Linked DNA regions of Mus musculus: regions 1 and 2 are each linked to region 3. The links are chromatin contacts, found by Hi-C or POLR2A ChIA-PET in ENCODE. All regions are on one chromosome and are shown on one strand. The core of a region is the stretch at or near the end of the contact, and the rest is flanking DNA. Distances in the headings are between cores, read along the strand shown.

Region 1 (3,630 bases), core at 717-3,216, 56 kb after region 3:
ATTCTCAGTACAAGACGACCTAACTTCCTTTATGACCACATGACCAAAGGTCCCATCCATCACTCTCCACTGCTTCTGCTTCCTCCTGCCTGGTAACTAAGACCCCCATCTAAGCTTTCCAGCTGGTTCTGAGCTGTCTCTGAGAAAAGCACAGAGCCCATGGTGCTGCTCTCAGTGGAGAGCCCTGGACTGCCAGGCCATCGCTGGCTTGATCTCTTCCATGAGTTGTCACCCTGGCTCTCAGCACACTGTTGCCCACCCATCCCCAGGCAGGCACCCTCTGGCACAGCCAGCTTTCCTTCTCCAAGGACCTAACTAGCCACTGCAATCCTGTTCTGAGCTTACAGGTTTTGATGGGGCTGGTTTGGCTGGCTGGTTGGTTTTACAGCAGAGCAGGGTGGTAAAGAATTGTGGGTTTGTGGGTCTTTTTGTTGTTGGTGGTGGTGGTTTGTGGGTCTTGTTGTTGTTGTTGCTGCTGCTGCTGCTGTGTGTTGCAGAACAAACCTTATGCATGTTAGGCAAGCACTCTATCATGTGAGCAAGCCCAACAGTTGCTTTCTCAAAGTACACATCCCATGAGCTACCTCTCCTCTAAGCCCTTATGTGTGCATCTCTGCATAAAGAACCAAGCCCTGGGGTGGGGGCTGGAGAGGTGGCTCCGTGACTAACAGCACTTGCTGCTTTCTTTAAAATTGCATGTATATGAGTCCACTGTAGCTGGACAAATGCTCTTGAGCCTTCAAGTGGTTGTTGGGATTTGAATTTTTGGGACCTCTGCTCACTCCGACCCTAAGATTTATTTATTATGATACATAAGTACACTATAGCTGTCTTCAGACGTGCCAGAAGAGGGCATCAGATCTCATTATGGGTGGTTGTGAGCCACCGTGTGGTTGCTGGGATTTGAACTCAGGATCTTCAGATGAGCAGTCAGTGCTCTTACCCACTGAGCCATCTTGCCAGCCCCCACTTGCTGCTCTTGCAGAGGACCTGACTTCCGTTCTGAGCACCCACACAGTGACTTATACTGCCCATAACTCCGGTTCCAGGATACACAACGCTATCTTCTGATCTCTGTAGAAACTGGGCATACATCACACACACACACATATATACATATACATATACATATACATATACATATACATATACATATACATATACATATATATATGCTGGCAAAACACTAATACACATAAAAAAAGTAAACCTAAAAAAATTATATTTTAAAGAATAAAATCCTAAACTATTAGCATGTTTACCCAGGCATGGTAGCACACACCTTTAATGCCAACACTCAGGTTACAGAGGCTGGTGACTGAATTTGAGGCCAGCCTGGTCTCCACAGTGAGGTTTCAGGTCAGTCAGCGCTACAAAGAAAAACCTTGTCACACACAAAAATTATCTAAATTATCTGCTGGTCTCAAAACATTCAGATCATTGCTTTGCTCACAAAAGTGCTAAATTCAAACGCCTCTCCTCATGTTCTCCAGACTCCAGCCTGACCAACGCCCTCTCCTAGCTCTCGAGGTTCTCCCATCATTCCAGACATGGATACCGAGCACTTATCACAAAGCAGCTGTCACACTGCTAATAATAGAAAGAAATCAATAAGCTAATATGCTAGGCTCAGGTAATGAACTAAAAGCAAAATATGGCTGAAATATTATACCAGGCCCAGCTGAAATAAACCAGGTCCAGCTGAAATATACCAGGTCCAGAAAATACCGCTGCTGGGAAGGGAATTGTGACCACAGTCAATCTTATGTTCCCTCTGTGTGTACACGCGCACACACGCGTATAGTTAAAGTATGTACATATTTGTAAATACACACACACATTTCCTTATTACTATACATGAAAGGAAACCAGTAGGCCAAGAAATGTATTAGAATCTCTTCAAAGGGGTTAAATAAACAAGCTGAAGACCGGACTCAGTTGGCAGCCGGCCTGCCTTGCACGCACAGAGTCCAGGCTCAACCTGAAGAACCACACAAACCAGGCATGGCACCACACACTTATAATGTCAACATCCCCACCCCATGGAGTGCTGTCCTCTGGTAGCAGGCTCCAATCCCCGCCTCCCTGTTATCGTGCGCCTTACCAGAACAAATCAGAGCCGTGCAAAGAGCAAAGAACACAAAAGTTCTCCATTTCAAACACAAAACACCGTGAGTCAGCTGGTCAGAAGTGACCTTCTGACCCTCCTGCTCCCGTCCCGTCAACAGGATATCGTGGACAAGGTCACCTGACACAGTTACCTCGGCATCTCCCTGCTCACCCACTTTCTCCCTGAGACTTGGTCCCTGGGTCCTTTCCAGGTACACCCTGCCCTCCTCCATGTTCAGACTGTCAGAACACAGATCTGAGAATCTATGTGCAAAGATCAGCTCCTCGAGCATCTCAGATCACACGTGCATTTACGCTTTGCTTCTCGGCCAGACTGGGTCCATTGCCTTCAGTATAAGTTAGCACAGGGCCTGACTTTATGGACTTTCCTGATAACAACATCAACATCCACACCACACACACACTTCCAGTCGAGCTCTGATCCCTGAAATGCTAAGGGGTTCCTTTAATGGCCAAGTTCTAGAGAAATGAGAAAAGGAGAAAGTGAAACAAAGCAAGATTTTATAATCTGTTCATAGGATTCAAATGAACTTCACCCATTCTTCATCCAGCTAACATGCCAGTCCGACTTCTTCGGCTTCCTAAATTAAGTACCAACTCATTACATGGCAATTTCCTAATAGTGAGAGCATAGGTAAATTAAGAAGATGAAGCTAGGGGCTGGAGAGATGGCTCAGTGGGTAAGAGCACTGACTGCTCTTCCAGAGGACCTAAGTTCAATTCCCAGCAACCACACGGTGGCTCAAAACCATCAGTAATGGGATCCGATGCCCTCTTCTGTATTGCAGGCATAAATGCAAATAGAGTACTCAGAGAGATAAATAAATGAATACTTAAAAAAATAGATGAGGCCAGGCAGTGGTGGCACACACCTTTACTCCCAGCACTTGGGAGGCAGAGGCAGGCGGATTTCTGAGTTTGAGACCAGCCTGGTCTACAGAGTTGAGTTCTAGGACAGGAGGGCTACACAAAGAAGCCCTGTCTCGAAAAACCAAAACCAAAAAAAAAAAAATGAGGCTACAAGTCTCCATTTGACTAGTCTGAATTCGGCAGTTTAGGAAACCTAAGAGTTATTGAATTGCATGGCCATTTGCTTCTCTTAGATGTAAGCACATGATACTGAAAGAAAATTCTGGACTTTTTAATCAGGTCAAAGAAGCTGTGTGTTCTAGGTTTATAATACATGCCACTCAAATTTAAACACAGGGCCCCTTGTTTAACAGTCTGAATAACGACAGAGAGAAGAAACGCATGAAGCCTGCCAGCGGCCATGAAGCAAGTGGTGGCTGCCGACGAGGCGGGGCTTATACTCTGACACCGCAGTAAGCAACATCACTTTACTATTCACAATAAATAAGAGTATTTGTCGTCGAGCGTGGTGGCCCACGCCTTTAATCCCAGCACTCGGGAGGCAGAGGCAGGCGGATTTCTGAGTTCGAGGCCAGCCTGGTCTACAAAGTGAGTTCCAGGACAGCCAGGGTTACACAGAGAGACCCTGTC
Region 2 (3,650 bases), core at 464-2,963, 51 kb before region 3:
GTGGGTCCTTTTTACAACGCCCACCAGGGTCTGAGACTCTAACATTCAAAGAGAGAGGGACGCATTATGAACATAGATCATTATAAATGTAAGTCATATTCACTGAGCACCTACTATGTGCCAAGAACATGCTAGGCGCTCTGGTGTCTGAGGAAACTACACTACTTGTGTGTGATCTGTTAGAATTCTTACCACCCAGCTTACAGAAGAGGAAACTGGTTATCTGGTGGGTTAATTGTTACTCTATACCATTCAGCTTCCATAATGACATGCCAGCTGAGTGCAGCTGGGTAAGGCAGCCAGTGGGCCAGCAGATATTCTAAGACACCCTACCCCCAACCCCACCACATTTTAAGAGGTGGAAGCTATGGACATTAGCCTCTTGACATATCGGTGTCACAGCTGGGCTGTCCTTCTTCTCTGTTTCCCTTGCAGTTGTTTAAAATCTGAGTCAGGTCAATGGAAAAATGATCCCAGAGGTACACTCCAATCTGAGATCCTACTGTGTGCCGGGGCTAGCGTGGATACAGGGAATAGCCTGGATGCATGGAGGGAGTTTCCGGGCATCTTGAGAGTCGTAGGCATTCTTCCCATTCTTCACTAAGGATCCAGCTTGATATTCTCTTTCTCCATTAAATAAAACCCCAGGGACTAGGCATGGCTATCACTCAGTAGCGGAGGGCTTGCTTAGCATGTGCTGGCCCTGAATTCAGTCCTTGCCACCACAGACACACTTGGTAACCAAATGCTACAATAGAAGTGTCCCTCCCTCCTTTAATAAACCAGTGGTTTGTTTCTAGGGTAGGCTGTGGAATCTAGTCAGGGAGATGTGCGGAGTCCAAAGCCATTCTTGGTTCTAGGAGGTGAAGCCTCTTGGAAGGGCCATCGCTATGTAAAATAAGTAGAAAATGTGTTTGCTGTGATCTCTCCCATTGGTGAGAGCGAAGTCCCTGACGTTTGGGTGGCAACCTATGATGGCCCTTCCTACTTTCCACACAAGGACACTGCCGGTCATAGAGCCCAAGAGAACCACAAGGTTCTTTCCCTCATAGGTGAGTTTATTCTGCTCGCTGTGGGGCATATGGGTGACCTTGGTTGTTCATGTTGCTCACGGCTCAAGTGGTCTGCCCAAGGGCAAATGGGTCACAGGCCCCAACAGTGCTACCCTGACTGAGTGTGCACCCTGCCTTGTTGGCACAGAGGGGACACACGGATGGACAGGTGCTCCGGGAGCTTCAGGTAGCTCCTCCCCTACCTGGGCTATCTCCCTCCCATAAGGACCACGCTCTGTGAACTGGAGAGGGGCGCTCGTTAGTCTCTCTCTGAGACTTAGCACCATCCTTCTGCCTTTAAAAGGATGAGCTCATCTTGGCAAATGGAACAGCGGGGGGGGGGGGCGGGGGAGGAACACTCAGGAATGTGAAGAGTCAGCCCATGAGGCTTGGGTCCAGGAATCCAAAGAGCCAGTCCCAGGCAGTCTTACAAGCACCTCTCATCTTTTTCATTAAGCACATCACCCCTACTTTCTACTTTCTCCAGAAGTGGCTATTGGGTCCATTTTCTCCACGAAGAAACTGGAGCTCAGAGAAATTAGGAGACTTGCCCTGGGTCACACAGCTACCAAGTTGCAGAGTCTCGATTAAGGGACAGATCTAACACCCTGCTTGCCCTTGCTGCCCTGACACGCGGGGCCCTTAAAGGGAAGCAGGGGGAAGCCCAAAGCCTCCTCCCAGACAGCCACTTTCTCCTCAATGGCTGTGGAATACCTGTAGTCTCCACCAGGGGGTACTGGGTCACATCTGTGGAGATCACGACTTGGATCACTTGCTCCAGGGGCATGTCCTTGGCCAGTGTAGTGAGGGCGCAGTTCATGAAGTGACCCACAGTTACAGAGTGGGAACTGTGGGCAGAGGGAGACATCAGTCAGGCCTGGAAATGGGATGATACCGGCCTGGGGCAAGACAGGGTCATCCCAAGGAGCCTTGCTGGGAGAAGACCTGTGAGTCCCAAGGATGGGTTTGGTTCAGAGGAACCCATAGGTTCTAAAAAAAGAAGCGATGGGAACCACAGCTATCTAAAGACTGGGAAACTGAGGATTGTTTGGAGCTGGACCTTGTGTTCAGTGACACTTGGAGCCTTTGAGATGTGCCACTTTGGGACCAAAGATACTAGGGTACAATCCGATCAAGGTGGGGTCTCTGAGCCCATTTGTGGGACAGCTACCAGGAAGCCATCAGAGAAGGGGAGGGAAAGAGAGGGGCCCCTCCTGTCTGTTGCTCATTTCCTATCAGCCTTGCCTGACAGAGACTTAGCTTCTTCATCTAGCTCATGGGCTGGGGGATGTTGTGGGGACCAGAGGGCGGGTGTGTATCAGCCCTATCATCCTACAGTTCAAGGTCAGCTGTGATGGGCTTTTCCAGGAGTCCCTCCACCCCCAACCACCCTGGGCATCATCACACCATCAGCCAGCCCGAGGCTCACCCAATCTGTCGGCCACGGATCCACGGCAGGTACGGCAGTTTCTTGACAATGATGGTGCCATCGTAGAAAGAGGGCTGGAAGCTCTGAGAGATGGCGTTGGCCGCCAGCACAGCCATCAGCACAGGCAGTGCGTGAACGAGCTGGCCCGTTACCTCAAAGGCCAGCAGTGCCGTGGAGAGGGTGTGGGTCACCGCCCCTGAGAAGGCAGCAGCACCTGCAGGGACACAGCCAAGGTGGGGGGGGGGTGTCCCAGGCCAGGAGCCAGGCTCCCCCAGAGGGCAAGGTAGGCACAGTGCGACCGTGGTTAGGCTCAGCAGTGCACAAAGAGCACACACCACAACTGTTGGAAGGTTCTAGCCTTGCCGAGAGGAAAGAGTGCAGAGCACGTGGGGGATGGGAAGGAAAACGAAGAGAAAGCGGGCTTGGGGGTGGTAGGGCTCAGGGAATAGACGGGGCCTACTGAGGAGGGGGGGACCCACCTGCTGGCCCCAGATACACTCACCTGCCAGAGCATAGGCCCCGGGCATGATGGGATTGACCCTGCCTCCAGCCACAATGCCCTCTGGGAAGGCGACAGATAGAACCTCCCCAAAGAGGCGCCCAATGACAGCTCCTGCCACAGATTTAGGATGAATGAAGCAACCAGGCTGACCTGACCCCTCAGGCCCTCATCCCGACCCCATCCCCGGTACCACTTTGGGAGGGAGATGATACCGGAAGTCATGTCCTATGCCCCCCAAACCCTCTCAGACATCCAGGACTCCAGTCTTACCATAGATAAAGATGGGCAAGAAGTATCCAGCAGGGATGGGGATGGTGGTTGCCAAAATCAGCATCCAGAACTATGGGGGGGGTGCCCACACAGCAAGAGTTAGAAGCAACACAGGAGGACATGGGCAGGGGGCGGGGGAGGTTCCTAGAGAAAAGGGTGCCCAGGCTGGAGCCCACGGCAGCATTTGCCTCTAGAGATGAAGGAACCAAGCTGTAATAAAGCACCTACTGTGCGCAAGCACATTCCAGGTTTGTCACTCTCTTCTCTCTCAGCCTGCTCTTTAAGATCAACTATCCCATCTCAAAGAATGTAGGAAGGGGCAGGGTAACTGCTTTTGCACTGAGCCTGACCACTTCAGTCTGGTCCCTGGAATCCACAAGGGGGAAAGCAACTTCTG
Region 3 (3,798 bases), core at 125-2,624:
CTCGTTAAGGATGGTTGTAAGCCACCATGTGGTTGCTGGGATTTGAACTCTGGACCTTCGGAAGAGCAGTCGGGTGCTCTTACCCACTGAGCCATCTCACCAGCCCGCTATTTTTTTTTTTAAAGATGATTTATTTATTTATTTCATGTATGTGAGTGCACTGTCACTATCTCAGACACATCGGAAGAGGGCATCAGATCCCATTACAGATGGTTGTGAGCCACCATGTGGTTGCTGGGAATTGAACTCAGGACCTCTTGAAGAACAGTCAATGCTCTCAACCGCCGAGCCATCTCTCCAGTCCCTGAGCCGCTATTTTATGTATATGAGTACACTGTAGCTGTACTGATAGTTGTGAGCCATCTTGTGGTTGCTGGGAATTGAATTCAGGACCTCTGCTTGCTCGGGCCCAAAGATCTATTTATTATTCTATGTAAGTACACTGTAGCTGTCTTCAGACACACCAGAAGAGGGCGTCAGATCTCATTACCATGTGGTTGCTGGGATTTGAACTCAGGACCTTTGGAAGAACAGTCAGTGCTCTTAACCACTGAGCCATCTCTCCAGCCCGGAATTTGCTTTTTTTTGTTTTTTGTTTTTTTGTTTTTTCGAGACAGGGTTTCTCTGTATATCCCTGGCTGTCCTGGAACTCAGTTTGTAGATAGACCAGGCTGGCCTCGAACTCAGAAATCCGCCTGCCTCTGCCTCCCGAGTGCTGGGATTAAAGGCGTGTGCCACCACGCCAGGCCGGAATTTGCTTTTTATAATTACAGAAAACACTACGGATTCAGGACTGGTAAACTTCATTCGGTCAGGGTAGCACTGTCAGTAGAGGGTGATGTGTTGGGAGGTGGAGTTCCAAGCCGGCCTGGAAGTTTCTATAAAGCTCCGTGTGCTTAGACGAGGAGACTGGGGTCCGGCACTTAGAGCCCTGGGTTTGATCCTAGCACTGTCTCCCCTCATTCACTGAAGAAGGGTTATCTTTCTAGATGGATTGTGTGTGTGTGTGTGTGTGTGTGTGTGTGTGTGTGTGTGTACACATACATCTGTATATCGAGAAAACCTGCTAAAAATGGGAGAAACTGTCTCAATACAAGGTGAGCATTTGCTGGACACTGTGGAGCACTGTGGTAGCAGGCGGATTGCTGATAGTTATTCTCTGCCAGGTTATACATGCAGAGACAGGTTGGTAGTGGGGCTGGGTGCATAGCTTTCAACCTCCCAAGGAGGCCTTTGTGAACTTCTGCTTCCTTGGTCTGAGTGTACTTATATCTGTTGAGCCACTTGTCCTTCTGGATGATCAGGAAAGGTGAGCTGCACATGGTAGTGACCTCTCTGTGTGGAAGCTGGAACTGGCCAGTCTGTGGGGAGCCAGCGAGGCTCAGTGTGTGACTGAGGGAGATTGCTTTCTGTCCAGGGGTGTGGCGCCACCCCTCACGCTAGACCGGGCCTGCCAGTGACTTGGATCAGGTTTCAGGGTTTGACAGGCAGGCCGTGTGACTTTGGGAGGGAGCTCTGTATCCCCTAACCTGGTGCTTCAGCCAGACAGTTGGCCTCATGGACCAGTGTGGCCTCAGGTTTTAACCGTGCAGTCAGTCTGTGTAAAGTGCCTGTCAGCAGAGACCGTTTACCCCTCCTCAATCGGTGCTCTGTTTAGCATGCTCTCCCTTTGTCTCACCACTGCTGGAATTGTGTTACAGGCATTTTCCAGATTGTGTTTAAAAGGGGTGATGGGTTATGATTGGTGGGTCTAGTCACCCAGAGTGCTCAAGTAAACAGATGTAGGGACCATGCGATACAGGGACTAAAAAAGAGTAACTTAGAATGTCTCTCTGCTTCCTGCTAACAGATGGCTGCTGGGCACTAAGGGCGGACCCCCCACCCCCATTTGAGTTTGTGTAATTAACCTTGTAAAGAATTTGAGCCCCTGCTCCGCTGGGGACACTCTGGCCCCTTGGCAGCCAGGAGGAGAGCCTGGATTCAGGTCTGGAGAAATTCTCTCTACTCTTTGCATCTCTGAGGCAGCAACATGAAAGCTGGTGCCCAGAGTGGCTGTGGCTGTGGCTGTGGCTGTGGCTGTGTGCTTAGTGTGCAGGTGAGCAGGGTGTGGTGTTCTGGCTCTGTGAGCAGTCAGGCTGCACAACTCAATAAATACTACTTCTTCATTGTTGCAGGAACTTGTTGAGTTGAGCAGAGTGGATCTGAGCTCCAGAATATGAACTGAGGAGTGCGCTCATATCTCCAGCCTCCAGGGGCCACGGCTTGTGTCCCTTTGTCAGGCTAATAGCCCCACTGTAGCTCACTCCCCTGCCCCAGGACCTTAGGGAACTGAGCCACTGACCTTGTGTGGTTGGTACTTGGGCTTTCCTTTTTGTTTGTTTTATTTAAAAACTGTGAACTTGCTGGGTGTAATGGTAAATACCTTTAACCTAGCACTTGGGAGGCAAAGGCAGGCAGGCAGGCAGGCAGGCAGATCTCTGAGCTCTAAGCTAGTCCCGGTTATACAGTGAGACCCTGTCTCAAAAAACAAACAAACAAATAAACAAACAAAAAACCCCAAAACCAACTTCAGATGCGCCACTGATGGAGTCCCATGGGGCCCGGGGAGCAGCAGCCACACAGGATCTCACAGGATCTCATGGGGTTCTCAGAAGTGGATTATTCTGGCGATTCACTTACTGAGTCAGGTGCTCTGCTACACAGTGAGGGCTGTAGAACACAAGGAAACAATGATGACAGGGTCATGGTGGGCCTGGCACTATGTGAGCACCCTGGACAAAGGAAGGAGGCCAGGGCTCCACCAAGACCGCTGGTTTCCACCAAGACCACCTGGTTCCACGTCTGCACTCGTCAGTCACTCAGGATCTAGCAAACGAAACGTGGCATGTCAGCTCCCCGTCTGCACTCAGGTGGCTCACTGGCTGTGGAGATGGGGACTAGGACTCCAGACTAACCGCAACTTCCCAACCTCAGAAGACTAGGAGCACTCTGGCATGGGGTGTCCACACCTGCTTTGTGCCTGGGTGTGTGCACCCTTCATCTCCTGGGCACCCCAGAAAGGCACTTACCCCCAGGCCTGGGCGTGTGTCTTAGTATCTTACACTCTGAGCAGCAACTCTTGAGATTCTCCCTGTCATCCCTTCAGGTCACCAGTGAAATGGCGCTCTTTCTGGATTGAGGACTTAGAGCAGTGGTTCACAACCACTCATGGCCTAGTGACTCTTACACAGGGGTCGCCTAAGACAATTAGAAAACAGATATTTGCATTAGGAGACATAACCCAAGAAGATTATAGTTATGAAGACGTAGTGATGAACATGATGTTATAGTGGGGTTAGCACGACACGAGCTGTATCACAGAGCTGCAGCATCAGGAAGGTGGTGAACCCTTTTAGCTTAGCGAAGGTGCCCAATGGCTTTGCTGTGGGTGTCCTGTGCCTCTCTTGCTTCAGGCTGCCTTCTAGCTATGGACGTTGGTATTGCTAGGTCCAAAAGCAGTGTCCCTGCTTGGGCCAGGGAGAACATGGCCAGGTCTTCAGTTTGAACTTGCAGTTGGCCTGATACCACTGCCACACTCCCCGTTAGATACTTCCTCTTAGACCAGCACGTACATATTTTCTTGTTTGAGACAGTGACTCTGGCTGGCTCGGAACTCCTCATCCTCCTGCATCAGCGTCCTCTTCCTGAGATTGCAGGCACACACTCAGAAGTTTCCAGAATCCACAGGGCAGTAACTGTGCCTGTGCAGGTGTGAGGGGCATGGCCTGTGTTGGCTCTCCTCAGATGGCCATTGCTGCT

The links. A loop is a pair of places that touch in the nucleus more often than their neighbours do. ChIA-PET counts read pairs that join two places held with the same protein, here RNA polymerase II (POLR2A).
Region 1: a loop to region 3 is called in a map of T-helper 17 cell, with 2.1 times the contacts of the local background. The contact joins two enhancer-like sites. A Hi-C loop is called at or near these places in 1 of 37 maps with a recorded cell type or tissue (T-helper 17 cell). POLR2A ChIA-PET finds 5 or more read pairs at or near these places in 3 of 5 experiments (all embryonic stem cell).
Region 2: a map of T-helper 17 cell shows a loop between it and region 3 (2.2-fold over the local background). The contact joins two enhancer-like sites. A Hi-C loop is called at or near these places in 5 of 37 maps with a recorded cell type or tissue (CH12.LX, T-helper 17 cell, T-helper 2 cell and 2 more). POLR2A ChIA-PET finds 5 or more read pairs at or near these places in 3 of 5 experiments (Patski and embryonic stem cell).

What each region holds. Positions count from the first base shown.
Region 1 is chr4:141,512,310-141,515,939 of GRCm38, forward strand. All of the region lies in intron 3 of Spen (spen family transcription repressor), which reads right to left. Among named protein-coding and RNA genes, the nearest start is that of Gm4123, 21 kb to the right of the region's middle. Within about 2 kb of position 1,967, at least 1 of the 3 ENCODE cell types and tissues checked has a DNase peak (open chromatin) inside an H3K27ac peak, as active enhancers do.
Region 2 is chr4:141,405,323-141,408,972 of GRCm38, forward strand. Clcnkb (chloride channel, voltage-sensitive Kb) reads right to left here. Exons shown (of 20, transcript NM_019701.2): 13 at 3,254-3,323; 14 at 2,984-3,094; 15 at 2,482-2,695; 16 at 1,767-1,900; 17 at 1-38. Among named protein-coding and RNA genes, the nearest start is that of Gm34693, 6.5 kb to the left of the region's middle. Within about 2 kb of position 1,714, at least 1 of the 3 ENCODE cell types and tissues checked has a DNase peak (open chromatin) inside an H3K27ac peak, as active enhancers do.
Region 3 is chr4:141,457,002-141,460,799 of GRCm38, forward strand. All of the region lies in intron 2 of Zbtb17 (zinc finger and BTB domain containing 17), which reads left to right. Among named protein-coding and RNA genes, the nearest start is that of Gm42337, 10 kb to the left of the region's middle. Within about 2 kb of position 1,375, at least 1 of the 3 ENCODE cell types and tissues checked has a DNase peak (open chromatin) inside an H3K27ac peak, as active enhancers do.